Linked DNA regions of Homo sapiens: region 2 is linked to region 1. Evidence: chromatin loops called from intact Hi-C (ENCODE). Cell type or tissue: CD14-positive monocyte. All regions are shown on one strand. Links, peaks and the distances in the headings refer to the core of each region. The heading gives the core; the rest is flanking DNA. Region 1 has its middle 5.5 kb from the start of TTLL1. Region 2 holds the start of TSPO (translocator protein).

Evidence for each region. Peaks named below come from ENCODE experiments on the same cell type or tissue, not always from the same donor. Only the 100,000 strongest peaks of a DNase experiment are listed, where the experiment ranks them.
Region 2: it touches region 1 in a loop (6-fold over the local background); 10 of 110 quality-filtered maps call a loop at or near these places.

Annotation. Positions count from the first base shown.
Region 1 is chr22:43,090,775-43,099,094 of GRCh38, reverse strand. It overlaps the pseudogene RPS25P10. Among named protein-coding and RNA genes, the nearest start is that of TTLL1, 5.5 kb to the right of the region's middle. In CD14-positive monocyte, for the core only: a CTCF peak has its summit at 4,805 (motif pointing right); DNase peaks (open chromatin) are centred at 4,844 and 6,794; H3K27ac peaks cover 1,427 bases.
Region 2 is chr22:43,147,175-43,155,494 of GRCh38, reverse strand. It overlaps TSPO (translocator protein), which reads right to left and starts at 3,936. Exons shown (of 4, transcript NM_000714.6): 1 at 3,891-3,936. RefSeq lists enhancers at 3,244-3,343, 7,394-7,603 and a silencer at 3,965-4,184. In CD14-positive monocyte, for the core only: no CTCF peak of the experiment used is centred there; DNase peaks (open chromatin) are centred at 404, 6,704, 7,414, 8,174 and 2 weaker places; H3K4me3 peaks cover 6,529 bases; H3K27ac peaks cover 6,111 bases.

The sequences.
Region 1 (8,320 bases), core at 35-8,034:
ACCTGGTGAAGTGTGTAGCATGAGCCCATTTCACAGACGCGGAAGCTGACTTCAGCCAGGGTCAGCCCTCCTGCACAACCCCAGTTTGAACTCAGGTGTGTCCAAGTTTCAATTTCTTTCTTTCTTTTTTTTTCTTTTTTTTGAGACGGAGTTTCGCTCTTGTTGCCTCAGCCTCCTGAGTAGCTGGGATTACAGGCACGCACCACCATGCCCAGCTAATTTTTGTATTTTTAGTAGAGACGGGGTTTCACCATGTTGGCCAGAATGGTCTTGATCTCCTGACCTCGTGATCCACTCACCTCGGCCTCCCAAAGTGCTGGGATTACAGGCATAAGACACCGTGCCCAGCTGGACCAGGCAGATATTCTACAGGGTCCGGGCCAGGACTGTGTTGGCCCCAGACAAGCTCTGGGCCTGGGCCAGCCTCTACATGTCTGTGAGCCTCAGGTTCCTTCTGTGCTAAACAGGGAAAACCTAAAAGGGACTGCTGTGGGGTCAAGTGGACGTCCTGATGTAAACCAGACCTTAGTTCTCATTTTCCTGCCTTTCCTGTTGGGGCTGGGAGCTTAAATGATTGACAGAAACTTTTTTTTTCTTTTTTTTGAGACAGAGTCTCACTCTGTGGCTCAGGCTGGAGAGCAGTGGTGCCATTATAGCTCATTGCAGCCTCCAACTACTGGGCTTAAGCAATCGTCCTGCTTCAGCCTCCAAAAATGTTGGGACTACATAAGCCCAGCAGGAACTCTTCCGCCATCTCTCGCCAACACCACCCTGCCTTCCTGTTGCCCCATTGCCCTTCCCTGGCTCCCTCAGCTGTGAGTACTGCCTCCGGCGCTGTCTGGGGGTGAGGTGTGCAGTGCGCCTGACGGAGGGAGCAAGGAGGGCTCACTGAAGTCAAGACCCACATTCCTGGCACAGTTTGCTGTCTTCAATTCTGCCTCCTCAACAGCATTGCAAGGTGGGGTGCATGGCTCCTTCCTGATGGAGAAACCAAGGCCCAGGGACCTGGAGGGCCGAGCTTAGGTCCAGTGAAGAGGATCAGAGGTTCAGCTCTCTTCTTCTTCTTCTTTTATTTATTTTTTTTATTATTATTATTTTTTTAGATGGAGTCTCGCTCTGTCACCCAGGCTGGAGTGCAGTGGCACGATCTCAGCTCACTGCAAGCTCCGCCTCCTGGGTTCTCGCCATTCTCCTGCCTCAGCCTCCCAAGTAGCTGGGACTACAGGCGCCCACTACCACGCCTGCTAATTTTTTGTATTTTTAGTAGAGATGGGGTTTCACCATGTTAGCCAGGATGGTCTCGATCTCCTGACCTCGTGATCCGCCCGCCTCGGCCTCCCAAAGTGCTGGGATTACAGGCGTGAGCCACCGCGCCTGGCCTTTTTATTTATTTATTTATTGAGACGGAGTTTCGCTCTTGTTGCCCAGGCTGGAGTACAATGGTGCAATCTCGGTTCACCGCAACCTCCACCTCCCGAGTTCAAGTGATTCTCCTGCCTCAGCCTCCCGAGTAGCTGGGACTACAGGCATGTGCCACCACGCCCAGCTATTTTTAGCAGAGATGAAGTTTCTCCATGTTGGTCCGGCTAGTCTTGACCTCCCAACCTCAGGTGATCTCCCTGCCTCGGCCTCCCAAAGTGCTGGGATTACAGGCGTGAGCCACCGCGCCCAGCTCAGATCTCTTCTGAGGCAGTCTTGCTGCATCCCAGGAGGACCCAGGCCTGAGAGGAGTCTGGGGGTCCTAGCTGCCTGCTCGTTATAGGGTGCAGTTCTTCCCTCCATCCTTCACAGGCCTTACTGGTCATGTTTCAAGGCCAGGCCCATGTAGGTCTCTGGGGTACAGAGTAGAGCCTCTCCAGGCAGGTGAGAGCAGCAGACCGGTGACTGGTCAGCCCCGTAAGACGGGCTCTGTGCTGCCTGGGCTCCCTGAGCCTCCCTTACCTGCACCCCACCTCCCAGGCTCCGCTATCCACAACCCCTCACCCACACACCTCTGCCTTCCTCCTCCACCATCCAGCTGATACAAAAGAAAGAGCACCAAACACAGAGGCCTCCAGACCTGGACTCAGATCCCCTCTGGAAGCCGCTGGCTCCTCCTGGCTTGCAGGGGTCCAACCCCAGGCAATCTGGAGGAAGTCGGACAAAGGATCCGTTTCTGCGTCTCACTGGGCCGTGGGAGAGCGTGCAGGACCCAGCTCCCGGGAAGATCAGCCCCATCTTCCTCAGCTGGGGCCTCTGCTGTCTGTGCTGGGTGCTGCTTAGCAGGGGGTTGGGGAGGAGCTCTAGTCCCTTCCAGCTTCAAGCCCCTTGTCCCAACCCTCCCCACCAACCTTGGGTCCTGCTGTGGGTGGGGTGAACACACACATACACACACAGTCACTCACATGTGTTGGGAATGAAGTTTTTGGTGTCACACACAAAAAAAATTAACACAGAAACAAATGATCTCTCGGCAAGGTGCGCTTTACTTTCTGCAGAAAGGGCGCTGCTCAATAGCTGCTCAGCCACGAGAGCACACTGAGCGAAGGAGACTGTTATTTATAACCTAACGCATCTACCCTACTGCTGTGTCCAGTTTCCATTGGCTGGAATAGGACCTCACATTTTACACTTTACTCGATTGGCTATTGGTTTAAAACGTTTTAATTGGGTAAGGGGGACAGAACAAAGAAAGAAAAGGAAGTTGCCCAGGGATAGTTAAGGGAGCATCTCCAAATAAGGAATGGGACGCACTATGGGCTGGGGCTTTCTATTCTTTTTTTTTTTTTTTTTTTTTTTTTTGAGACGGAGTCTCGCTGTCACCCAGGCTGGAATGCAGTGGCACAATCTCGCCTCACTGCAGACTCCGCCCCCTGGGTTCACGCCATTCTCCTGCCTCAGCCTCCCGAGTAGCTGGGACTACAGGCGCCTGCCACCTCCCAGGCTAATTTTTTGTATTTTTAGTAGAGATGGGGTTTCACCATGTTAGCCAGGATGGTCTCCATCTCCTGACCTCGTGATCCACCCGCCTCGGCCTCCCAAAGTGCTGGGATTACAGGCCTGAGCCACCGCACCCGGCCCGGCTGGGGCTTGTCTAGTTCTGTCCAGGCATGCCGGAGCAAGCTAGGACAGCTGATAGGACACTATATATATATATATAGTGGATAGCAATCTTACAGTAAGAAATTGTGACTTTTTATAATCTTTGAAGAACTTTCCCATTTCTCACACACACACACACACACCACACACACACTCTCACACTCACACAAACACACCACACACACAATAACACTCATTCACACACACAACACACATACACTCACACACAACACACACTCACACTCACACACACTCTCACACTCACACAAACACACCACACACACAATAACACACACACACAACACCCATGCACTCACACACAACCCACATATACTCACACTCACACACACTCTCACACTCTGGGCATGCGGTCCTCTCTGAGCAGCTTCCCCTTGATTGATCATGAACAGTCTTCCTAGGAGCTGCCCTCTGTGCGGGCTGCATGCTGAGCACGGTCACTGGCATGGTCTCATCTGATCGTCACAGCTGCCCCGGGAAGCTGGTTCTATTATTAACTCCATTGTAAAGAGCAGGAGCGAGCAGAGGTTAAGCACTCGAAGTCCACTTGTGGGGAGGCTCTCTGGGGTACCAGTCGGTACTTTTGTTATTGTCCTTTAACCTTCCCTGACCGGACACCTCCTCGGCTTTACCTGGGTGGACACTTGGGTCCCCAGGACTGGGGAACTGGGGCACGGGGGACTTGGTTGCCCAGCAGGAGGGCAAAGGGGTGGAAATGGATGAGAAGGGAAGGGGGAGAGAAGGAGGGAATGGAAAGCCAGGCCCCCCAAGGGAAACAAACAGCCACCCTGTGGGCGGTTCTTGGAGGAATAACAGGTAGGGGCGGCCCTCGTCTCCCACCAGCTCTGGGGATTGAAGATTATTTTCTTTTCTTTTTTTTTTTTTTTTTGAGACTGAGTCTCCCTCTGTTGCCCAGGCTGGAGTGCAATGGTGCAATCTCGGCACACTGCAACCTCCGCCTCCCAGGTTCAAGCAATTCTCGTGCTTCAGCCTCCAGAGTAGCTGGGATTACAGGCACGTGCCACCACGCCTGGCTAATTTTTTGTATTTTTGGTAGAGCCAGGGTTTCGTCAAGTTAGCCAGGCTGATCTCAAACTCTTGGCCTCAGGTAATCCACCTGTCTCAGCATCCCACAGTGCTGGGATTACAGGTGTGAGCCACTGCACCCGGCTGGCTTTCTTATTGTTCTCTGAGCCCCCAGGGACTCCACCCTTTGGCCCTAGGCCAGGAGGCCTGCGCTCTGGGCCTCAGCCCCTTGGGGCTAGAAAAGGGCCTGACAAAGCCAGAGCCTGAGGCCCAGCTGTCTGGCCTCTCCCTAATCCTTCTAGGTGCTCAGGTAAATGGGCAAGGAGGATAAGGAGAGATCCCGAGAGCACCTGGTTCTTTCACCTGGAGAAGAGGCAGCCTTCCCACCTCCATGCTGCAAGGGGGAGGGAGGAGGGGACAGAGACCCTGGGAAGTCAGGGCCTGTGGTGGGAAGTGGGGGAGAAGGGGGCAAGGCTGCTAGAGGCTGAGGGTGGGGCAGCATGGGGAGGAGCATGGCCAGGTCTAGGCAGGTTCGGGTCCAGCTGGCTGGCCAGGGGGCTGCAGTGGCATGGGGCGTGCCTGAGGGCTCCTGTTGGCCTCAGGGAGCATCAGACTGGAGCGAAGGTGAAGTACTTGTGTGTGCTATTGGCTGGCACTGTGACAGCGGCGAGCTGGCCTCCTGGTGGCAGTGTGAGTGGGGCTGATGTGTTGAGACATCTGCCCAGTGACGATGACTGCTGTAGTGATTGCTGCCTGGCCTTGGGCAAGTTACTCACCACCTTCAAGCTTCAGTTCCCATATTTACAAGGCAGGGAGGATGTCACACCCGTTAGAATAACTGCTATCAAAAAATAGAAGATAACAGGTATTGTCCAGGATGTGGAGGAATTGGAACTCTGGCACTGTTGGTGGGAATGTGAAATGGTGCAGCTGCTGTGGAAAACCTTATGGAGAGTCCTCGGAAAGTTCAATATAGAATTCCTACATGATCCAGCAGTCTCACGCTGGGTACATACCCCAGATAACTGAAAGCAAGGAGCCTGGGGTGGTGGTTCATGCCTGTAATGCCACCACTTTGGAAGGCCAAGGCAGGCGGATCACTTGAGCCCAGGAGTTGGAGACAGCCTAGGCAACATAGTGAGACCTGATCTCAGTTATTAAGAAAAAAAAAAAGAATTAAAAGCAGGGTCTCAGATATACACCCGTGTTCATAGTAGCATTAATCACAATAGCCAAAAGGTAGAAACTGATGAATGGATTTTTTTTTTTTGGGTGGCGGGTTCTCGCTCTATCCCCTAGGCTGGAGTGCAGTGGCATGATTTCGGCTCACTGCAATCTCCGCCTCCTGGGTTCAAGTGATTCTCCTGTCTCAGCCTCCCGAGTGGCTGGGATTACAGGCGCCCGCCACCATGCCCGGCTAATTTTTGTATTTTTAATAGAGACGGGGTTTTGCCACGTTGGCCAGGCTGGTCTTGAACTCCTGACTTCAGGTGATCTGCCTGCCTGGGCCTCCCAAAGAGCTGGGATTATAGGCATGAGCCACCAAGCCTGGCCCTGGATTTTTTTTTTTTAATTATACTTTAAGTTTTAGGGTACATGTGCACAACGTGCAGGTTTGTTACATACGTATACATGTGCCATGTTGGTGTGCTGCACCCATTAAATCGTCATTTACATTAGGTATATCTCCTAATGCTATCCCTCCCCCCTCCCCCCGCCCTGGATTTTTTTAAATGCCTTAAAAACATACAATGAAATGTTTTCAGCCTTAAAAAAAAAAAAAAAGGAAATCCATACTACAACAGGAATGAACCTGAGGGCATTATGCTACATGAAATAAGCCAGTCACAAAAAGACAAAAATTAGCTGAGTGTGGTGGCACATGCCTGTAGTCCTAATTGCTCTAGAGGCTGAGGAAGGAGGATCACTTGAGGTCCAGAGCTCAAGGTTACAGTGAGCTATGATCCTGCCACTGCACCCAGCATGGGCCACAGAGCAAGACGTCCTCTCTAAAAATAAATAAATAAATAAATAACAAATACTGTATGATTCTACTTTCTTCCTTTCTTCTTTTTCTTTCTTTTTTTTTTTTTTTTTGGAGATGGAGTCTCACTCTGTCGCCCAGGCTGGAGTGCAGTGGCATGATCTTGGCTCACTGCAACCTCCGCCTCCTGGGTTCAAGCGATCCTCCTGCCTCAGCCCCCCTAGTGGCTGGGACTACAGGCACATGCCACCATGCCCTGCTAAGTTTTGTATTTTTAGTAGAGACGGGGTTTCGCCATGTTGGCCAGGCTGGTCTCGAACTCCTGAGCTCAGGTGATCCACCCACCTCGGCCTCCCAAAGTGTGGGATTATAGGCATGAGCCACCGCGCCTGGCCTCTTTTTTTGATTTAATAAAGTTTTATTTTTGCAAATGTACAGTTGGTTGGACCTGTTCATGTATCATCACCAGCAGCTATAACATCTCCACCCTTGGTATTTCTGATGTAAATTACTTGAGCTCTGTGCTTTGAAACCAGTTTGTTAAGTCCTTTACTAAGGTTCTCCTGAAGGGCTGCCCTGGCCAGGAAGCCTCGAATCTTCAGTTTCTCAGAGACCACAGCAGGGCTTATAAGTTTATGGTTAGGAAGTTCCTTACAGAGTTTGTCATAGGTAGGTTTGTCAAACACGACTCAGTTATTGAGCTTGTCCCGGACTTTGCCTTTGAACCACTTCTTCTTTTGGGCCCTGCCCCCAGATTTGTTCACTGAATCTTTGTCTTTCTTAGCGACTTTCCGGTGTCTTCGTTCTTCTTGTCATCCATTGATAGCACGGCGAAGCTCAGAGAGCAGCAGCGAACCCTTTCTTCCCTCCCTCCCTCCCTTCCTTCCTTCTCTTTCTTTCTTCTTCTTCTTCTTTTTTTTTTTTTTTGCAGAGACGAGGTCGCCCTATGTTGCCCAGGCTGGTCTCAAACTCCTGGGCTCAGGCAATCCTCCTGCCTCAGGCTCCCAAAATGCTGGGATTACAGGCATGAGCCACTGTGCCTGGCCCAGATTCCACTTAGATGAGGTACTTAGGGAGTCTAATTCATTAAGACAGAAAGTAGAAAGGCAGTTACCAGGGGCTGGGGAAGGAAGGATGGGGAATTGTGTTCAATGGGTAAAGAGTTTTAGTTTAGCAAGAGGATAAAGTTCTGGAGACTGATTGCACAACGTGAATATATTTAACATCACTGAACTGTACATTTAAAAATGGCTAAGATGGTTAAGTTTTATGTTATACATATTTTACCACTTTTTCTTTTTTTTGTTTTTAGACAGAGTCTCGCTCTGTCGCTAGGCTGGAGTGCAGTGGTGTGATCTCAGCTCACTGCAACCTCTGCCTCCCAGGTTCAAGCGATTCTCCCGCCTCAGCTCCCTGAGTAGCTGGGACTACAGGCGTGTGCCATCATGCCCGGCTAATTTTTGTATTTTTAGTAGAGACGGGTTTCCATCATGTTGGCCAGAATGGTCTCGATCTCTTGACCTCATGATCCGCCCACCTCGGCCTCCCAAAGTGCTAAGATTACAGGCGTGAGCCACTGCGCCCGGCCAATTTACCACTATTTTTTAAAAAGTGGTGATAACACCATTAACTCAGCAGAGTTCTTGTGGGGATTCATTGAGGGGAGCTGTGGCCAGCTTCTTAGGGTAAGGCCAGCCTCATGGGCCTGTGACCTGTACAGAACCATAGGACCCCGTGCTCAGACAAGCCCTGAAGTTAGTTTAATGCTGCTGTCGCCATCTTAAAGTTCTTTTTTTTTTTTTAAGACGGAGTCTCGCCCTGTTGCCCAGGCTGGAGTGCAATAGTGCGATCTCGGCTCACTGTAACCTCTGTCTCCCAGGCTCAAACAATTCTCCTGCCTCAGCCTCCCAAGTAGCTGGGATTACAAGTGCGCACCACCATGCCCGGCAAATTTTTGTATTTTTAGTAAAGACGGGGTTTCACCATGTTGGCCAGGCTGGTCTCAAACTGCTGACCTTAGGTGATCCACCCGCCTCGGCCTCCCAAAGTGCTGGGATTACAGGCGTAAGGCACCATGCCCTGCCTTAAAATTCTTTTTTTGTTGTTGTTTTTTTTAACTTTTTTTCTCTAAGAGACAGAGTCTTGTTCTGTTGGCCAGGCTGTAGTGTAGTGGCGGGATCATAGCTCACTGCAGCCTCAATCTCCTAGGCT
Region 2 (8,320 bases), core at 183-8,182, 56 kb before region 1:
GAGCCCCTGGACACTCCACAGGTGAAAATGCCCTGCACGGAGCAGCGCCCCCAAAACAGGGGCAAGATCGGGGCAGGGTAGAGGGCGCAGGACGTAGAGGCAGGAGAAGGTTCCAAGCCTTGCTCAGCTCTGGTTGTGCACAGGCCTCTGGTAGGCAGGGGCCTGCGTGGTGGAGTCCGTGCTCATCCCGACGGTCACCGCCTTGTTCAGTCCCCACAGCAGCCACAGGGGACCAGCTGCTTCTCCCTGAGCCACACGGCCCACTCGGCCTCCATGGTGGACTCGTGACTGGTCCCATTTTCCAGATGAGGAAACTGAGACATGAGAAGTCACAGAACTTTCTAGGTCCGAGTGACTCCAAAACCCACCCCACCCCTCCCTTTGAGCTGGGTGTCTGCCGGGCTGCTCTGGGCCGCGTGACCACTTGCCAGGAGTTGTGTCACCGCCCGTCTCAGCCTCCTTCCTCATCTGAAACAGGGCTCATAGAGCCTGCGGCGCCAGGATTGGACCCGCAGGCCACTCCACCCCACCTCTGAACGGTGCCAGAAGGTTCTCTCAGGGCCAGTAGCATCACTCTCTCCACCTGCCGCGGCAACATCCCAGCCCCCACAGAGCATCGGGCCCTGCAGAATCTGAGCCCTTCCCCACTGAGGGTGGGACCCAGGGTCTCCAGGTCTTGTGAGGCTTCACTCCTGGCCCGAAGACCCCAGACCCATCGCTGCCCCAAGGTATCTCATCTCCTGAGCCTCTGTGTCCCCATCTATGAGGTGGTGGTCGAGCCAGTGGGTTTCAGGGTGTCTTTCTGTTCTTGGAGACCTCCCTATAGGTGACCCAGAAGGCCAGGAACGGTGGCTCACACCTGTAATCTCAGCACTTTGGGAGGCTGAGGCAGGCAGATCACCTCAGGTCAGGAGTTCGAGACCAGCCTGGCCAACATGGTGAGACCCCGTCTCTACTAAAAATAAAAAACTAGCCTGGTGTGGTGGCGCACGTCTGTAATCCCAGCTACTCAGAAGGCTAAGGCAAGAGAATTGCTTGAACCCGAGAGGAGGAGGTTGCAGTGAGCCAAGATTACGCCACTGCACTCCAGCCTGGGCAACAGAGCAAGACTCTGTCTCAAAATAAATAAATAAATAAATAAAGCAAACAAAAAAAAAGAAGGCGACCCAGAAACACAATAAGGAATGTGTCCCTTCTCTGATCCCCACCCCGACCCCCAGCTGCACCCACTCCCCTGAGCCTTGTCTCTCCAACGAAGCCAGCACTGTCCCAGGGACTTGTTTTCAGGCTTTTTAAAAATGATTCATGGCTAATCGTCCTCATCGTAACCTTTGTGTGCATTTTTCATTACAAAAGTAACCAGTGAAACAGCCCACAGGTCTGGAAAAATCCACAGCGAACCTGGCCATCGAGTGGCCTGGGAGAGGGTAGGGTGAGGGTGGGGTATCCAGGGGGAATTGGTTCTGTTAAGAAAGACTACTTCCCTTTCCTTCGAGGTTCGGGGGTTAAACTTTTTTTTAGTAAAAAATAAAGAAACAGCCTGGCCGACATGGTGAAACCCATCTCTACTAAAAATATAAAAATTAGCCAGGCTGAGGCAGGAGAATCACTTCAACTCTGGAGGCGGAGGTTGCAGTGAGCCCAGCTGGAGCCACTGCACTCCAGCCTGGGCAATGGAGCGAGACACCGTCTCAAAAAATATATATATAAATAAAAATAAGAAATTAAGAATGACTTCCCTAGTGGTCTAGTGGTTAAAAAAAAAAATAAAAAAGACTACCGTTTTAAACAGAGAGCACATCCAAGCATTGTTTGCACCATCAAAAGTAAAGAAAACACAAATAAGCCGGGCGCGGTGGCTCACGCCTGTAATCCCAGCACTTTGGGAGGCCGAGGCGGGTGGATCATGAGGTCAGGAGATCGAGACCATCCTGGCTAACAAGGTGAAACCCCGTCTCTACTAAAAATACAAAAAATTAGCCGGGCGCGGTGGCAGGCGCCTGTAGTCCCAGCTACTCGGGAGGCTGAGGCAGGAGAATGGCGTGAACCCGGGAAGCGGAGCTTGCAGTGAGCCGAGATTGCGCCACTGCAGTCCGCAGTCCGGCCTGGGCGACAGAGCGAGACTCCGTCTCAAAAAAAAAAAAAAAAAAAAAAAAAAGAAAACACAAATAAGCCAGGAACAGTGGCTCATGCCTGTAATCCCAGCACTTTGGGAGGCTGAGGTGGGAGGATCGCTTGAGCCCAGGAGTTCTGCAGGAGACTGCAGTGAGCTATGATTGCATCACTGCACTCCAGCCTGCATACCAGAGTGAGACCCTGTCTCAAACAAACAAACAAAAACAAGAAAGGAAGGAAGGAAGGGGAAGAAAGAAAAAAAGAGAAAGAGAAAGGAAAGAAGGAAGGAAGGAAAGAAAGAAAGAAAGAGAAAGAAGAAAGAGAAAGAAGGGGTGGGAAGGGGAGGGGAGGGAGGGAGGAAGGAAGGACGGAAGAAAGGAAGAAAGCAAGCTAAAGTGAAAAGTAGGCTCCCTCCCTGCGAGCCCAAGCCCCTCACCCCAGCTGGAGAACCCGCTGTGAATACTTTCTGGTAGATCCAGCCAGACATCCTGCCTCACGCCAGGCACAAGTGTGTACAGACGACAGGACACAGCACATGTGCACACACACACTCCCAGGAAAGAAAGTGGTCCTCGGGGCACAGTGGAGAAGGCAGGCTGGGATCAGCCTGCACGGGTTCTGGCCCTGGCTCCACCGCGCCAGCTGCGTGACTCTGGACAAAGGCTTCTTTGGCAAGCCTCAGTTTCGCCGAACCTCCCTGTGGGGCTGCCAGCAGCCAGGTGGAGACTCAGGGGCCGCCTTCCCCTGCTGGGCTGAGGCTGGCTCTCCTGTCCTTGCCACACGGCCCCTTTCACCGCCAGTGGAAACCTGCCTCAGGCTGCCCTGTCCCGGGCCCCACCGACTCCACAGAGACGCCGGGCCTCGCCCACTGTTCTGGCAGTAGGCCTTCATGGGCAGGGCTTGCTGTGTGCCAGGCAAGCTGGGCGGCTGCTTCCTGTACACCACCTCCCCTGATATCCTCGCCCTGCCTGAGCCCATTCTGGGACAGCCTCAAGTCCTGTCTCTCCTGCCATCCAGCCCAGGGCACGCTGCTGGTATCCCGTAGCCCTGGCCCCTGGCAGGCTGGCCAGAGGGGCTCCAGGCCCACGCCAGGCCATGGCCTCTGGCAGCTGCCCTGGCCAGCAGCGCGTTCACAGCAGGAAGCCCCCGCTTCTCCTACCTGGGCTCCGGCTTCTTTGCAAGGGGTAGGGGAAGCAGACAGGTCCCAGAGGCTGCTCGGCTCACAGTAAGACCCGTCTAGGCTGCAACGCACCTGAGCCCCGCACTGGGAATCGAGGGCCAGGGGGCCTCTAACCGGCTTTGGGCAAAATAAACTTCCCCGATCTGGACTGTTCTCCACTACGAAACGGGGTGTCTCGGAGATCAAGAGCCCGAGGTCTCCCAGATATTCTGAGACCCTCAAGGGAGTTCCGCCTGGGATTGCCCATCCGCGGAATGGGCAGGAGAGGGAGCGTCGGCCACTCCTGGGACCGCGCTTCCTGCAGGAGAAGCCACGCGGCCAAGGGCTGGGCGTGGCAGGGTTGTCCAAGTTTTCCCTCCCGAACCCCCAGCCGGAGGCGGCCCGCGCTGGAACCCCGGCCGCGGAGGCCCAGACTCTGCTGCCCGCCGCCCCCTGACCCGGTAGCCGAGCCCCAAGTGCTGCCCCGGGTCGCCCCCTCGGGTGTCCAGTCTGCGGCTCCGGCCTCAGTTTCCCTCTGTCCCGCGGCGCTGCCAAGAGTCGCAGCCATGCGGGCCCCCACTTCCCGCTGCCCCCTCCGCGTCCCGTCCTCACTCACCAGCGGCGAGGGCACGCTCCGGGAAGGGCACTGCCTGGCAGGAGTTAGCCAGGCCGCTGTCCCCGCATCCGCCCCGCCCCTCCCAGCCGCCAGGCCCCGCCCCTCTCAGTCGCCCGGCCCCGCCCCGCCCCGCCTGGCAGCCCGGGCACTGGGCCCACTCGCGTCCCCGCGGGACCGGGAGCTCACTCCTCAAAGCCACCTCTCCCGCGGGACGCGCTTCTGCCTCCCCCCGGCCGCGAGCAAGTCTCTCGGCTCCTCCTCCTCCCCATGGTGACCGGTGACGGCCGCCCGGCCAGACCCAACATCTAAAACGTTGCCGTGTGTCCAACGGCGTGTCGTTTGTCGTCTCTTCTAGCCTCACTTTTCCCATCTATAAAATGCAGCAACAAGACCGATCTCCGAGTGGGGAATTACCTCTCCTGAGGCCAAGGCCCTGAGCGTCCTGCTGCCCAGCAGCCTTGGCCCCATTTCCGGAGCACCCCAGTTCCTTGAGCTGTTGACGCAGGGCACGGAGGCAGCGCGCTGCACTCTTAGTCCTGGCCCAGCCACTTTCTGACTGGCTCTCTGGGCCTCCATCTCCTCATCTGTAAAATGGGCACAAAGTCGTGGGACTGATGAGGCCGCAACGCGGTGATGCAGGCAGGACACCCCTCAGATGCTCGGCGCTCAGTGAGGGGAGGCTGCCATCATCACAGCCCAGAGGTGGCCTCCAGCTGCCCAGGTCCACTCCCATGCAGGGTGTGTCCAGCCCCAGGCCCTTGGCACTATGGCTGTCTTGCTGCAGTTCAAGGCTGTCCCAGCTCCCTCCAGACAACTCAGCCTGGCAACGCCCCATCAGCCTGAACCAGCCACGTTGGCCCAAACTGATCCTGCAGGGTCCAAGGAGAACTGTGGCTACTTCTACCCAGACACAGAAGCCAGGAGCCTCCTTGGGGACCAGCCAGGCTGCAGTATGGCTTTCCTAGGACCTGGCATTTTTGCCTTTGTGAGCCTCTTCCTCTATTAAAAAACAAACATACATAAATCTATTTTTTACTGTGTTGGCCTGAAGACAAGGATAACCCAGGCTTGGTTCCATTCTTCATTCATCTTTTTCTTCTGGGTTTCTTTTTTTTTTTTTTTGAGACGGAGTTTCGCTCTTGTCTCCTAGGCTAGAGTACAATGGCACAATCTCGGCTCACTGCAACCTCTGCCTCCTGGGTTCAAGTGATTCTCTCCTCCCTCAGCCTCCCGGTAGCTGGGATTACAGGCGCCTGCCACCATGCCCGGCTAATTTTTGTATTTTTAGTAGAGATGGGGTTTCACCATGTTGGCCAGGCTAGTCTCGAACTCCTGACCTGAAGTGATCCACTGCCTCGGCCTCCTAAAGTGCTAGGATTACAGGCGTGAGCCACCGCACCTGGCAGCTTTGTTTTTTTTTTTTTTTTTCTTTTTTAAAATTCCTTCTGGCCAGGCACGGTGGCTCATGCCTGTAATCCCAGCACTTTGGGAGGCCGAGGTGGGTGGATCACTAGGTCAGGAGTTCGAGACCAGCCTGGCCAACATGGTGAAACCCCATCTCTACTAAAAATACAAAAATTAGCTGGGCATGGTGGTGTGTGCCTGTAATCCCAGCTACTTGGAAGGCTAAGGCAGGAGAATCTCTTGAACCCAGGAGGCAGAGGTTGCAGTGAGCTGAGACGGTGCCACTGCACTCCAGCTTGGTGACAGAGCGAGACTCCGTCTCAAAAAAAAAAAAAAAAAATCCCTTCTTAGCCGGGCGTGGTGGCTCACACCTGTAATCCCAGCACTTTGTGAGGCCGAGGCCGGTGGATCACCTGAGGTCAGCAGTTCGCCACCAGCCTAACCAACATGGTGAAACCCAGTCTCTACTAAAAATACAAAAATTAGCTGGGCATGGTGGCAGGCGCCTGTAATCCCAGCTACTCAGGAGGCTGACACAGGAGAATCGCTTGAACCGGGAGGTGGAGGTTTCAGTGAGCCAAGATCACGCCATTGCACTCCAGCTTGGGTGACACAGTGAGACTCTTTCTCAAAAAAACAAAACAAAAAATAAAATAAAATAAAAATAAGACACACATGTGGCTGGTTGCAGTGGCTCACGCCTGTAATCCTAGCACTTCGGGAGGCCGAGGCAGGCAGATCACTTCAGGTCAGGAGTTGGAGACCAACCTGGCCAACACGGTGAAACCCCATCTCTACTAAAAATACAAAAATTAGCTGGGCGTTGTGGCGGGCACCTTTAATCCCAGCTACTCGGGAGGCTGAAGCATGAGAATCACTTTAACCCGGGAGGTGGAGGCTGCAGTGAGTCGTGATCACACCTCTGCACTCCAGCCTGGGTGATAAAGCAAAACTCAATTTAAAAAAAAAAAAAAAAACCACACACGTGTACACATTACAACAATAATACCAGGTGTGCCCATTCCCCAGTTATGACCAGAACATTACGAGAGTCCTAGGAGCGCCCTGGTGACCTCCCCAGCGATTCCTCCCCTCCCCAGAGATCACCTTTACTTTGACTTGGGTTGATCACGCCCTTGCTTTCCTTTAGGGTTTTATGAATCCCACCCGGGTGTGTTTCCCTGAGTACTATGTGTGCAGAGAGGCAGCACACCCCCAGCTGGGGCAGAACAGGCACCATGGCCAGGCCAGAAGACTCCCGGGAAGATAAACTCAGCTGAGCGCCTGGGGTACAGGCTGGGCCCGGCCTCTGTGGGCACTGACAAGAGGCCCCTCTGGGGCAGGCAGAGGGCATGGTTGTGGGTGGGGCTCCCCTGTGAGGACGTTGAGCACAGCTGTGGCATGCGCATTCAGCAGGAAATGGTCAGGGGCATGAGCTGTTCTGTCTCTTGCTTCTGAGCTCACAGTGCCCTGAGGAGTAGGGTGCTCAGACCTCAGGAGCAAGGTGAGGCCTGTCAGGTGAGCCATGTGTCCTCAGCAGACCCAGGCAGCAGGGCGAGAACAGGGCTTCCTCAGCCTGTGATAGGGACCAGTCAGGTGCAGGCAAGATTCTGGGCCAGCGTCAGGTGCAATGGCTCAAGCCTGTAATCTCAGCACTTTGGGAGGCCGAGGTGGGCGGATCACGAGGTCAGGAGATCAAGACAATCCTGGCTAACACGGTGAAACCCCGTCTCTACTAAAAATACAAAAAAATAGCAGGGTGTGGTGGCGGGCACCTGTAATCCCAGCTACTCGGGAGGCTGAGGCAGGAGAATGCTTGAACCCGGGAGGTGGAGGTTGCAGTGAGCCGAGATCATGCCACTGCACTCCAGCCTGGGCAACAGAGTGAGACTCTGTCTCAAAAAAAAAAAAAGAATCTGGGCCAAGCTTGTGGGGCATTCTGTACCTAAATGAGCAGCATGGCAGTAGGGATGTTGGTAATGCCAGCTCTCAACACATCTCAAGTCACGCTGCTCCCCGCTGGACAGGCTGCACAGGTCCAGTACACACACCATGCCCGGGTCTTTCTTCACCACCTCCGCCCCCTCCTGCATGGGTCCTTATTTCCTGGATTTCACATCTTCCTCTTTCTTGGTCCCCCCTTGCTTGTGTTGAGCCTATCCTCCAGGAGTTCTTGAGAAAGACTGCCCGGAAGGTAACATTGCTGAATTCTTGCATCCTACCCCATAGATGGCTGATGCTTGGCTGAGCTGCAGATCGTTGTCCTTCAGAATCATGAAGAGATGCTGTTGGCCAGCTGCCACACTGCGGTTGAGCAGGCTAAAGCCATTCTGTTTCGGAAGTCTTTGGTTGTTTTTTGTTTTGTTTTTATTTTTTTGTAGACACAGGGTCGCGCTATGTTGCTCAGACAAGTTTCCAACTCCTGGGCTCAAGCAATCCTGCTCCGGCCACGCTGTGGATCCTTTATATGTAACCGATTTTGTTCTTCCTGGAAAGTTTTTAAGATTTTGGGCCCCAGAGTTCTGCAGTTTCACACTGATATTCCCCTATGTGGGACTAATTTTTTTTTTTTTTTTTTTTTTTGAGACCATCTCACTCTGTAATCCAGGCTGGAGTGCAGTGGTACGATCTCGGCTCACTGCAACCTCTGCCTCCCGGGCTCAAGCAATTCTCCCTCAGCCTCCCGAGTACCTGGGACTACAGGCGAGCTCCAACACACCCAGCTTCATTTCCTCCACTGTGCCTGCACTCAACAGGCACTTTCCCGCTGGAAGCTCATTCTTTACTTTTCAGAAGTTGGATTATTTCTTTGATTTCCTTCCCTCTATTTTCTCACTTCTCTTTCTTTTCAAATTTATGTTGTGCAGCAATCACTTCCTTTCTGGAACTCCTATTACTCAGAATGTAGGGCCTCTAGGGCTGTTTTTCTAACTTCCTTTTTCTCTCTCTCTTTTTTTTTTTTTTTTTTTTTTTTTGAGACAGAGTCTCACTCTATTGCCCAGGCTGGAGTGCAGTGGCATAATCTT